2 separate regions of the Homo sapiens genome follow, and region 2 is linked to region 1. The links are chromatin loops, found by intact Hi-C in ENCODE. Cell type or tissue: gastrocnemius medialis. All regions are shown on one strand. Each heading gives the region's core, and the rest is flanking DNA. Links, peaks and the distances in the headings are about the cores only.

Region 1 (5,373 bases), core at 152-5,151:
AAGAGAATGAAAAATCATAGAGTAATTCACAGAATAACATAGATTTTATGAAAAAAAGGAAAGAACTATATGGAAATGTATGTATGTGCACAGACTATCTTTGGACAGAAAGAGACTGGGAAGAGTGTAAGAGGGACAGTTGGTTTTTAGTGATTTTTTATTTTATATCCTTCTAAGCAGTTTACACTTTTTTCTTTTATTATTTAACTTTGTTTTAAATATCAACATCCACATGGTTTTCCTGGCTGCTCAGTCCAGAGTAGCACAGAACATAGGAGCCCAGCCTTAACAGACACATCACCTGCTTTCCCATCTCAACTTTACCACCCTCTAGCTGGTAGAGGTGACCCCAGCTTCCCTCACTGTCAAACAAGGACAAAGATCATGAGGAATAAGTGTCTGGGAGTGCCAGGACTCAGAAATTAGCAGAGCAGCACGGTGTACCTTGCACTGTGCTGGGTGCTGTGAAGATTTAGGAGCAAGAACAAACCCAGGAAGCACCTGAGGGGAAATCGCGGGAGGGCAGGGGGTTGCCTGAAGGTGGTGGCTCTTGAGCTGAACCCCGAAGGAGCTGTAGGATCTGTTTGGGCCCAGGAGAGGAGAAATGTAATTATAGACAGAGATGTCAGGAGGCAAGGCAAACCCACGGTGCCTGGAGACAGGGTGGCCAGGGGGCACCTGGGAACCCAGCCAGGAGTCCTCAGGCTGTCAGGGCAGGCAGTTCTCCTTCAAGGAGGCCGATCAGAGCTCTTACTTCGTTAAGAAGACAGTAGGGCCAGGGTAATGTCCTCGTTGTATTCTCAGAGCTGATTTTCTTTTCTGTTTTCTATGAGACTTTAAAAGCCATCAGCTAATAAAACTGTCCTTCGGGTGCTCAGTGTGCCACAAAGTGTTGCCAAGTGCAGCACATCCTCATATCCCCTCCACAGTTCAGGGTGCAGACATCCTTCTCCCCAGTTACAGATTCAGAAGCCACCCATGAGCCCCATCGCAGATCCAGGCCTCCCAAGGAAGCCTCATTCGCACAGAAAGCTCTAAAGCTAAGATCATCTCAGACAGCTGTGATTAAACACTCATTTCACAGACGAGGAAACCGAGGCCCTGAGTAGGAAAGGGGCTTGCCCAGAGTCACAGGGGGAAATGATGACAGAGAAGAGCATGGATGCCCAGCCCAGCGCCCGTGGCTCTGCATGAGAAACACACAGCAAGGCCCTGGTCCGTGCTTGCTCGGGTGATGCAGGGGTTACCATCGGTGGCTCTGAAATTCTCTCTCAGTATTTCTGGGGTTGTCTGTTTTGAATCAATGGTCATGTCATCCCTCAGAAGTGCAGGGAGAGAAACCCAAGTCCAGGGAGGTCCAGTGGCCAGGCAGAAGTCACAATGCTACTGAAAGGCCCAACTGGAAACTGACCACAGTTCCAGCAGCCCCAGTGCCCTGACTGTAAACCCCACTCTCAAGGCGACTGCATGGGTAAGGGACCGCCCAATTGGATGGGAAGCACCAGAGGTGTGGAGAGCCAGAGGGGCAGGAGTTTGGAAGACCACACGGACGCTGCAGAATGTTCTGGAGACTCTGACATCCCGGAAACCCCCAAGGGTAGGGGCTGGTGGAGGGGAGGGCAAAGCAGGGGGCCGCAGGCCACATGCTTCAGGACCCAGCCGGCAGGCTGGAGGATGGTCCTTCGCTGGGAACTGTCTCTAGGCCTCCCGAAAATGCCAGGCCAAAGAACTGGGCAGGCGCCCCTCTTCCGCCAGTGACCTTGACCCAAGCTGGGCTGGGCTTTCAGATACGACACGGCCCCTTCCCCTCTTATCCTCTTCCCAAGGTCGTAAAATGAGTCGGCTTCTGGGTGGCAGGACTTTTGCAGGGACCCTCGTTTGCAGTTCTTGCTGGGGCTGGAGCGGTGTGGGGCCCGTGACTGGGCTTGGCGTGAAACTAGAAGCGGCCAGGGCAGGTGTAAATTATGCATAGCTATTTCTGGAAACTTCTCAGATTTCTCAAGAGAGAGAAATTAATTTGCCTGTTTGGGCAAATAACACCAATTTTTTTTTCCCCTGCTTAAGGTCATTTTGTTAAAATAAAATTGATTAACGTTCTCTTTAAAGTTTAAGTAGAAACTGCTCAAACATATTTTTATGCATAGAAGCACGGTTTGCGCCCTTCAGTAATTAATAACTCCACAAATAAGGTAACACCAAGCCGCTCGCAGCGCACTCAGCCCGCGGCCCCCAGGTGGGTGGGGCCGGCCCGATGCGGGCCAATCAGGGCTCAGGGGAGGGAAGGGGCGGGCCGGCCGCGCACCAACCCCAGGCTGGGGCCGCCCCGGCGCTGTCCCGGCTCAGGCAGGTCAAGGATCCGCCCAGCTAGGAGCAGTCCAAGTAGAGGCTGACCCCAGTGGACTATCACCTGGAACCAACCCCAGTGATGAGAGTATCAGGAGCTAACCACTTCTCTCCTTCTCTCCTTCCCTCCCTCCCTTCCCTCCCTCCCTCCTTCCCTCCCTTCCTTCCTTCCCTCCTTCCTTCCTTCTCTTTCTCTTTCTTTCTTTCTTCTTTCGAGACAGGGCTTCGCTGTGTCATCCAGGCTGGAGTGCAGTGGTTCAGTCACAACTCACTACAGCCTGGAACTCCTGGGCTCGAGTGATACTCTGCCTCAGTCTCCCAAGTAGCTGGGATTACAGGCAGGGCACCACGCATGGCTGATTTTTATTATTATTATTATTATTTGTAGAGACAGGGTCTCGCTATGTTGTCCGCACTGGTCTCCGACTCCTGGCCTCAAGTGATCCCCCCATCTAGACCTCCCAAAGTGCTGGGATTACAGGCATGGGCCACTGTGCCCGGCCTGGAGCTAGCCATTTCTTATGTGCTCTGCTCAAGGGCTTCTTGGGGCTGGGAACAGGGCTTTGGAACCGGACTGCCAGCATTAGAATCTGAGCATTGGGCAAGTTAGCATCTCTTTGCCTTAGTTTCCTCAGTTGTAAAAAAGAGATAACAGTACCCACGTGATAACGTTAGTTATTGTGTGGATTAGGGGAGTTAATACACGGTGCCTAGGAGAATACCAGGCACCAATAATGTTATTAAACGTCACCGTCATTCTTATTTTAATTTCACAACTTTGTGAGATAAGTATTATTTTTTATTTTTCCCATTTACCAATGAAAACACTGAGGCTCAGAGAAGTTAAGGGCTTTATTTGAGGTCACACCGCTAGTAAGTGATAGAGCTGAGGTCTGAATCCAGGTATCATAGTCCGCAGAGCTTAGGCTACAAGTTGTCTTCATATACATGCTTATCTTCCCCTAGACCTTTTAAATTGTCATGGATTCACTTTCATACGCAATATCTGCATTCATTTAGTAAATATCTTATCTGCTCCAGATCCTATGTAGGGTGCTGGATATAAGGGCATTTACTAAGAGTCAGGCTCTGCCCTCAAAGATAGTCAGAGACAGGTGGGTGGAAGGTGGGGACAGCTTGGGTAGTCATTAGTGCAGTGTTCCAAGCCTTGCTGATTCTCACTTCTTCCAGGCACAGGGCAGGATTGCACTTCCTGGCCCTGTGATAGAATGGGGCCATGTGACAATTGCTGGCCAATGCATTGTGAGTCTAAGAGCTCTGTATTTGTGTAAGTCCCAGGCAAGAGCACTGAACTGCCAGTTCTCTCTCTCTCTCTCTGCTTGGTTGCTGACCATATTTAAGGGGGTGGCTGCTCCCTGATCCTAACTTCTGAGTGACCTTGATGTGTTAAGGAAGCCCCCTGGGTATCCAAGATGGCTATGGAATATGAGTCAGAAAGAAATCTTTGTTGTGTTAAACCATGAGAATTTGGGTCCTTTTGTTAATGTGCCATATCCTAGCCTGTCCTGACTGACAGACAGTCCCACAGACAAATAGGTATAAAAGGCAGTACTGTGCATGCCCAGGGATGGACTTACACACCAGGTAGTATCAGCGTTCTTATTATGAGAGCATTTTACTTAGCTGCGGGGGTCAAAGTGGCCTGAAGAATAAACTGGGCCAAGACTAGGGTGAGATGAATGAGGCACTTCCTTTGGGACCAAAATTTAAGTGAATACAAAACAAACAAACAAACAAAAAGCCAGAGTAATACTTTCATGTTTCTGAAAATAAAAATTAATGTAAAAAATGATGGAAAAAAATGGCAAAGTGTTAAGTAAAGACAGAATCTGATGCTACATTTGTGCCATCCCGCCTCACCTGCCAAATCCCAATCCCAGCCCTGCTTCCAGTAAAACTTTATTTTCAAAAATGGGCTGCCAGCCTGCAGGCTACAGCCTGCCAATGTGATTTTAAAAATATTACATGAAAATATTGTTTATTTGGATTACTTAGCTTTTTGGCACCCACTTAAGTTTTGCTCCCAGGGGAGTGCTTCACTGATCTCACCCAAGTCTTGGCCCCAAGAATTAGACAGCTGAGCTGGGTCTAAAAGTAGGAGTTAACCTGGGGTGAGGGAGCGGGAGAAGGGAAGGGCATTCCAGCAAGAGGAAGCACCATGAGCAAAGGCATGGAGGGAAAGGACAGCCAGGGGCATGCATGGCAAACTGTACTTTATTTGGTGCTTTTGGAAAGAGATCAAGCAAGATAGAGTTGCAAATATTCAGCCTTTATTGAGTGTTGTGAGTTTTCTCCTGTTCTCTGACATCAAGAGTACTGCACAGGGTATATAATCATGGAGCACTCTCCTGGCAAGTCTGAATGAGCCAAAATCAACTGTAAGTTGTAAAATAGTGGCACCGTGGACTTGCTTTGAAGGGTAACAAGCATATGGGGGATAAATCCTTGTAGGGTGTCTCTCTCTTCTCCAAAGGCAAGTTCCAAGCCATACCAATAAATACATAACACCACATGTCACAGGTGCTATGATAGACAGGAACCAGAAGTGATTACTGGGTTAGTCAAGTTACCTCATGGTTCAAATGGCTTCTGGAACACCAGCTATTGCAGTCACATTCCAGCCATCAGACAGATAGGAGGAATGAACTCATTTCTTCGCTTTCAGGACAATTCTTAGAATTTGCACATACTGCCGTTATTTATATCCTACTGATAGAACCTATGGCGACCAATAGCAATAGGACCACACCTAACTTCTGGGAAGGATAGGATATATAATCTGCCCCTTCCCTTCTCCAAGGTAACCTCTGCTCAGCTATAAATTGGTTACTTTATTAATGAAAAGAAAGAGAACCAGCAGTCTTTCCTGTACAGTACAATTTCACTTTATTCATCGTTGTCATCATGATTGTTATAATAAAATTAACAATGGAGTCAGACACCCCAGGCTGGAAGGTGAGGCACCCAAGTTATAGTCGCAAGTCTATCCTGAATGGTATGATCTTGGAC
Region 2 (5,373 bases), core at 103-5,102, 58 kb after region 1:
TGGGGAATCTAGCTCATAGTTCACTGCTCCAGAACCCATTTCAAGGTCCTGCATACTAAGGAATTTCCAGTAAGTACCTCCAGTCACAGCAAAGACTGTGGCCCTGAATCCCATCCACAATGTTTTTGTTTTGTTTTGTTTTGTTTCGTTCTGTTTTTAAGACAGGCTAGAGTGCAGTGGAGCAATCACAGATCACTGCAGTCTCCATCTCTCAGGCTCAGGCGATCCTCACACCTCAGAGCCCTGAGCAGCTGGGACCACAGGCACAGGCCACCATGCCCCACTCATTTTTTTTTTTCTTTTTTTGGTAGAGATGGGGCCTCACTATGTTACCCAGGCTGGCCTCAAACTTCTGGCCTCAAGCAATCCTTTCACCTCGGCCTCCCCATGTGCTTGGATTCCAGGCATGAGCCAATGCGCCTGGCCCACAATGTTAAACTCAGATTTTGGGGGAAAAAGCAAATCCAAAGCCGATTACTCTGCTTTCACCTCATGCTTTAATCACACCCTGAATGCACAAGGGCAGGACCTTAGTGACAATTTAGAATTCCAAAAGCCAGGGTTTAGTGAAGCCTGTTGAATCCCACTTCCAAAACAGACTGTGTCTCCAATCCATGCCTCCACACCCTCAGGTGGGGACCTGCACCCAGCCCTATCCTGGCCTCCATGTGGATGGCTCCCTTCTCCTCATCCAGAGCTGAGAAAAGTAGGAATCCAAGACACCATGGAGAGGGCTGTGCATGTGCTGGTGGAAACAAGCTCCAGCATGAAAATGGGGGTCCCAGTGGCCCTCTGTCTAGTTGACAACAGAAAACACCTCCCCAACTTCCCATGGCTGAGCCCCTCCTGCCAAGAGCAGGATGTCCTCAGAACCCGGCTGAAGAACTCAGCTCCACAGGCACACTCCCTGCTCACCTGCCCCTCATGTCTGCCCCATCAGGGACTCCCGCTCTCTGCACCCAGAACCTATGCTTCCCTCCCCTAGAACAGGTAGGGAGGAAGGATGGACCACCATCTCTCTCACACTGCTTAGGCATTTCCCAGCACCTAACAACCTGGCACACAGTGGCACTCAGCCAATGATTGCTCAATGGCAGGGGGCTTTCTAGAGACAAACAACATTTAGTCTCTGTCCACAGCCCTGTGGACCAGAGACAAACGTCTTCTCTAAAAAGGCAGACTAACAATCACTCAGACTAACAATCTCCCACTTCACCCACAATTAAGTGGAAATACACAAAACCAGGTAGTAAACACAATGCTATTTTGGTTAAGAAAGAAAAGTGAGGGAAAGAAGGGAATGACTATATTTGTGTGTGCTTGTGTGCGCTGAGAAACTTGCTGGAAGGACACACATTAAGGTGTTAGAGGGTCATCTCTGGAAGGCAGGATATGTTTTTCTTATTTTTGCTTGGCTGGATTTTCTGGTTTTCCTGCAATGAACATGTATAGCCTTTGTAATTTATATGGTTTGGCTCTGTGTCCCCACCTAAATCTCACCTTGAATTTTAATAACACCCACCTGTCAAGGGCGGGACCAGGTGGAGATAATTGAATCATGGGGGCAGTTCCCCCCATGCTGTTCTCATGACAGTGATTTCTCACGAGATCTGATGGTTTTATAAGGGGCTTCCCCCTATGCTTGGCTCTCATTCTTCTCTTTCCTGCTGCCATGTGAAGAAGGACATGTTTGCTTCCCCTTCTATCATGACTGTAAGTTTCCTGAGGCCTCCCCAGCCCTGCGGAACTGCAAGTCAATTAAACCTCTTTCCTTATAAAGTATCCAGTGTCAGGCAGTTCTCTACAGCAGCATGAGAGCGAAGTAATACACTACAATAAAAGCTTTTTAAAAATTTTAATCCACTGACTAGTGATGGAGACAATGTTGGTAATGACTAGGCCTAGGTCTCTCTATCTATAACTGGAAATGGTTGGACCAGAGAGCTCCACAGCCCCTCTCAGCCCCTGCCTTGCAGATCTTCAGACCAGAGATTCCCAGTGGCAGTGACTCTTCACTCAACAGCTCTTGCTGGGCTGAGGCCTCAGCAGATCTGCTTTCTGGTCCCTGCTGGGTCTCTGCCTTCATGGGGGCAAATTGCTCCCTCTGGCCTTGACTCTATTCCATCACCTGTCAAGTGGAATGGACAGGCCAATTTTCAAGCCCGGGCTCTGCCACTGAGTGTCCCGGTGGCCTCATCAGTAAAATGGGGATATAATTGTGCTTGATGCATAGGATTGAGTGATCCTATGCATTTGTAGAGCTTGGAGTGAATGCACCTGCTGGGCTGGTCCCTATGGATGGCCCTGAAAAGATGTGAGTCATCATCCACTCTCGTACCTCACACAGTGTTCTGTCCCATGTGAGCTGGAATGTGCCTGCTGTGACACATGGCCAGAAGGCCAGAGGCCAGGAGGTGTGAGGAGCTGGGAGGCGAGTCAGGGACAGATGCCAGGGAGGCCTGGGACCCCCCATGAGGAGGCTGCCACGTGATGGCTCCCATAGCCAGTTCAGACACTCTCAACAACCACTTTGTCTGGCTGGGTGCAGGCTGGGCCCCAGCCCACCCTGGGGAGGAGGCAGCTCCACAGGCTCACCCGGCCAGATGCCGCCTGCCCAGATCTGCGTCCTCCATGAGATTGAAGATGACAGGCTCTGGGGGTGGGGAGGAGCCAGGTCAGCGGAAACTTGGCAACGAGAAAGGCAAGAGGAGCAGCTGAGCTCAGAGCACCCCGTGGCCCCCACCCTTCCAAGGGTGCAGCGAGAGGTTCTGTCTGCAACCCCTCAAGTCCCCTAGTGGAGTGGAAATGTTCTTCATCTGAGGCTGGGGTCTGTTACCCCTTCCCAGCCTACCAGCTTCCAAAGAGACAGCAGAAAGTGATCCAAAGATCCAATATTTGTATTTTGAATGCTAATTTGACATAGAGGAGTGGGCATGGGGAGTGTTTATAATCAGCACTCCAATAAGCCCACAAATGACGCCAGTATTTTATAAGCTTGTTAGAAACAAATCACCCCCTCAGCTGATATTTACTTACTGATGAATCATAAAAGGGCTCAACACACAAAGAAAATCCAAAAAGAATGTCTTTCTTCATCCCATGTTCGGCAACAATGCTGGGAGCCTGGCCTGGGTAAGCCCAAGCAGCGGGCCTTCTCCAGCACCAGTCCTCAGCCCCCCAATCCCCACAGCCTCCCCAGGGGTGGCAAATCATCGGTGCCAGCCCCATCTCCGTGCCCACTCCCCACCACAGCCCCCACCCATCGACTGGCCTAATCTGAGGCTCAATTCAGCGCTCCAGAGGCAGCTCCGTCCTTCTGCTGCCCCCGGAGTCCTCTGCGGGAGCGGATCCAATCCAGCTAATTTGCATAATGATGAAGCCCTCCAGTGCGGGCTGGGTCTTAAGAGGGTTGGGAAGAAATATGCCCTGTCCTTTGGAGAGGCACACAGAAGGCTCAGTGCAGCCCGGGAGGAATGGGGCGCCTGGCGGGTGGGCGGGGGCAGCGTGGAACCCATCAGCTTCCCCGCCAAGGACAGCTCAGCCCTGTCGCCCGCTGAGCCTATGTCCAGCTGGCCCAACTGAGGAAGGACTGCCCAGGGCTGTAAACCAGTGGGAACTCAGGCACAGAGCGCCAGCTCCAGACGCAAGCCGGAGTCATATGACCCCGGTCACAGCGACCGCCACTCACGGGCTGGCTGACCTTGGGCAAGTCGCTGACCTCTCTGAATCTCAGTCTGCTGATCTGTAAAAACAGAGGGAGATCTACCCTACAGGGCTCTGTGAGGACCAGCAGAGGTGCCTATAAAGCACTGAGTAGAGTGGGCTGATAGAATGCAACAACTGTCAGCTGTTAAATTAACACCGTCATTAGTCTAATCCCTGTGGTACTGGGTCCATCCATGCACACATCCACCTGTCCATCTACCCATCCATCCATCCACCTATCTGTTTATTCAACAAATGCCAGGTATTGTGCTAAGCAGTCTGGAGAAGAGAGAATGAATTAGACACACCTGCCTTTAAATCACCTCTAGCAACAAAACGACAGTATGGTCCAGAGGTGAGGCCAGTGCTTGCCTTTGAGGGAGGCAATAGCAGGAAGGAGTGCAGGGAGCTACCAGAGGCCACTGGGTTCGACTTCTCGATCTGGATGTGTTCTATTTCTGCAAACTCATCAAGCTGTGCACTTAAGAGGTGTGCATCTCTCTGAACGTACGCTATACTTCAACAAAGTTTTAAAAAACCCTCACGTCTAATTAGGGAGGGAGATCAGCTGGGTATGCACATAAGCATTACACCAGGCAGGAAGGGGTCAGCTCCTTAAGAAGGGTGAATAAAATATTTGGGATGGGGGTCGAGGTAACACCAAGGGGGAAGAAACTTCCTCCGTGACAGGTGAGGATCACCTTAGCACATGTCTGGTGCATAGGTACCTACTGAATGGATGAGTGAATGAATAACTTCCTGAATGAGGTGGCCTTGGATGAACAGGCTGAGATGTGGAGGCAGAGAGGGCGTTCCAGGGGAGGGTGCTTGCAGGGGCTGAAGGCTTGGGAGGGTTTTCCTCACTGAGCCAGGTGCTGGCATGCAGCAGTGACCTGGGAGCCAGGGCTTTTGCCCTTGCTGGGCTCACAGTCTACAGGCATCAGACATCAAGACGTAACTCCAGGGGATCGCATCCTTCTTCTATTCTGCAGAAACTGAGCGCCCAAGCGCAGGGTGCAGCATTGGGTGCTGGTGATGTGCAGCAGAACAGGACAACAGGACCTCTGACCTCACAGTGTGACCAGAGGATCAGAGCTGAAGCGAAGCCAGCTTTACACAGTCACTTGCTCATCACAGTGGCACTATGGGGCCGGTGCCGTTATTATTCCCACTCCACACATGGAGAAAGTGACACTGGGTGAGGTAAAGTGATTGTCCCACGTGGCTGATCCAGGACCGAAATGCAACTCTTAACCTCTGCCAACAATGGCCCTTCCCCTTGGCCTCTACGGAACACTTTATCCCCAGGTCTGTTTCTCAGCCATGTGAGTAAGCTGGATGGAGGTGGCATTTTTCGTCCCATTCTGCAAGTTGGAACACTAAGCTTCTAAGTATCAAGTTGAAAAGATAGTAAGTGACAGAGGAAGTGAATCTCAGGGCCCTGACTCCTTGTCCAGTGCTCCTTCCCCTGCCCATTGCTGTTGGACAGGATAATGGGGACTGTCATGAAGAGGAGGCGCCGGGCAGGCTTGACAAGGGCAGCCCCATCACATCTCAACATGTGCAAGACTGGGCCTTGGCTGCCACATGACCATGCCACCCCATCAACCCTGCTCAGAGCCTGTGAGCTACACAGGTGTCATGCCCAGCCCTGCCAGCCAGGGTGAC

What was found. Peaks named below come from ENCODE experiments on the same cell type or tissue, not always from the same donor. Only the 100,000 strongest peaks of a DNase experiment are listed, where the experiment ranks them.
Region 2: it touches region 1 in a loop (4-fold over the local background); 4 of 110 quality-filtered maps call a loop at or near these places.

The regions. Positions count from the first base shown.
Region 1 is chr16:49,482,298-49,487,670 of GRCh38, forward strand. ZNF423 (zinc finger protein 423) reads right to left here. Exons shown (of 8, transcript NM_001379286.1): 8 at 5,227-5,373. Among named protein-coding and RNA genes, the nearest start is that of LINC02179, 19 kb to the left of the region's middle. RefSeq lists a silencer at 2,209-2,388. In gastrocnemius medialis, for the core only: no CTCF peak of the experiment used is centred there; a DNase peak (open chromatin) is centred at 2,324; H3K4me3 peaks cover 992 bases; H3K27ac peaks cover 2,253 bases.
Region 2 is chr16:49,540,155-49,545,527 of GRCh38, forward strand. The region is part of intron 5 of ZNF423 (zinc finger protein 423); the gene reads right to left. Among named protein-coding and RNA genes, the nearest start is that of LINC02179, 77 kb to the left of the region's middle. In gastrocnemius medialis, for the core only: no CTCF peak of the experiment used is centred there; DNase peaks (open chromatin) are centred at 2,357, 2,667, 3,647 and 4,895; H3K4me3 peaks cover 1,080 bases; H3K27ac peaks cover 4,614 bases.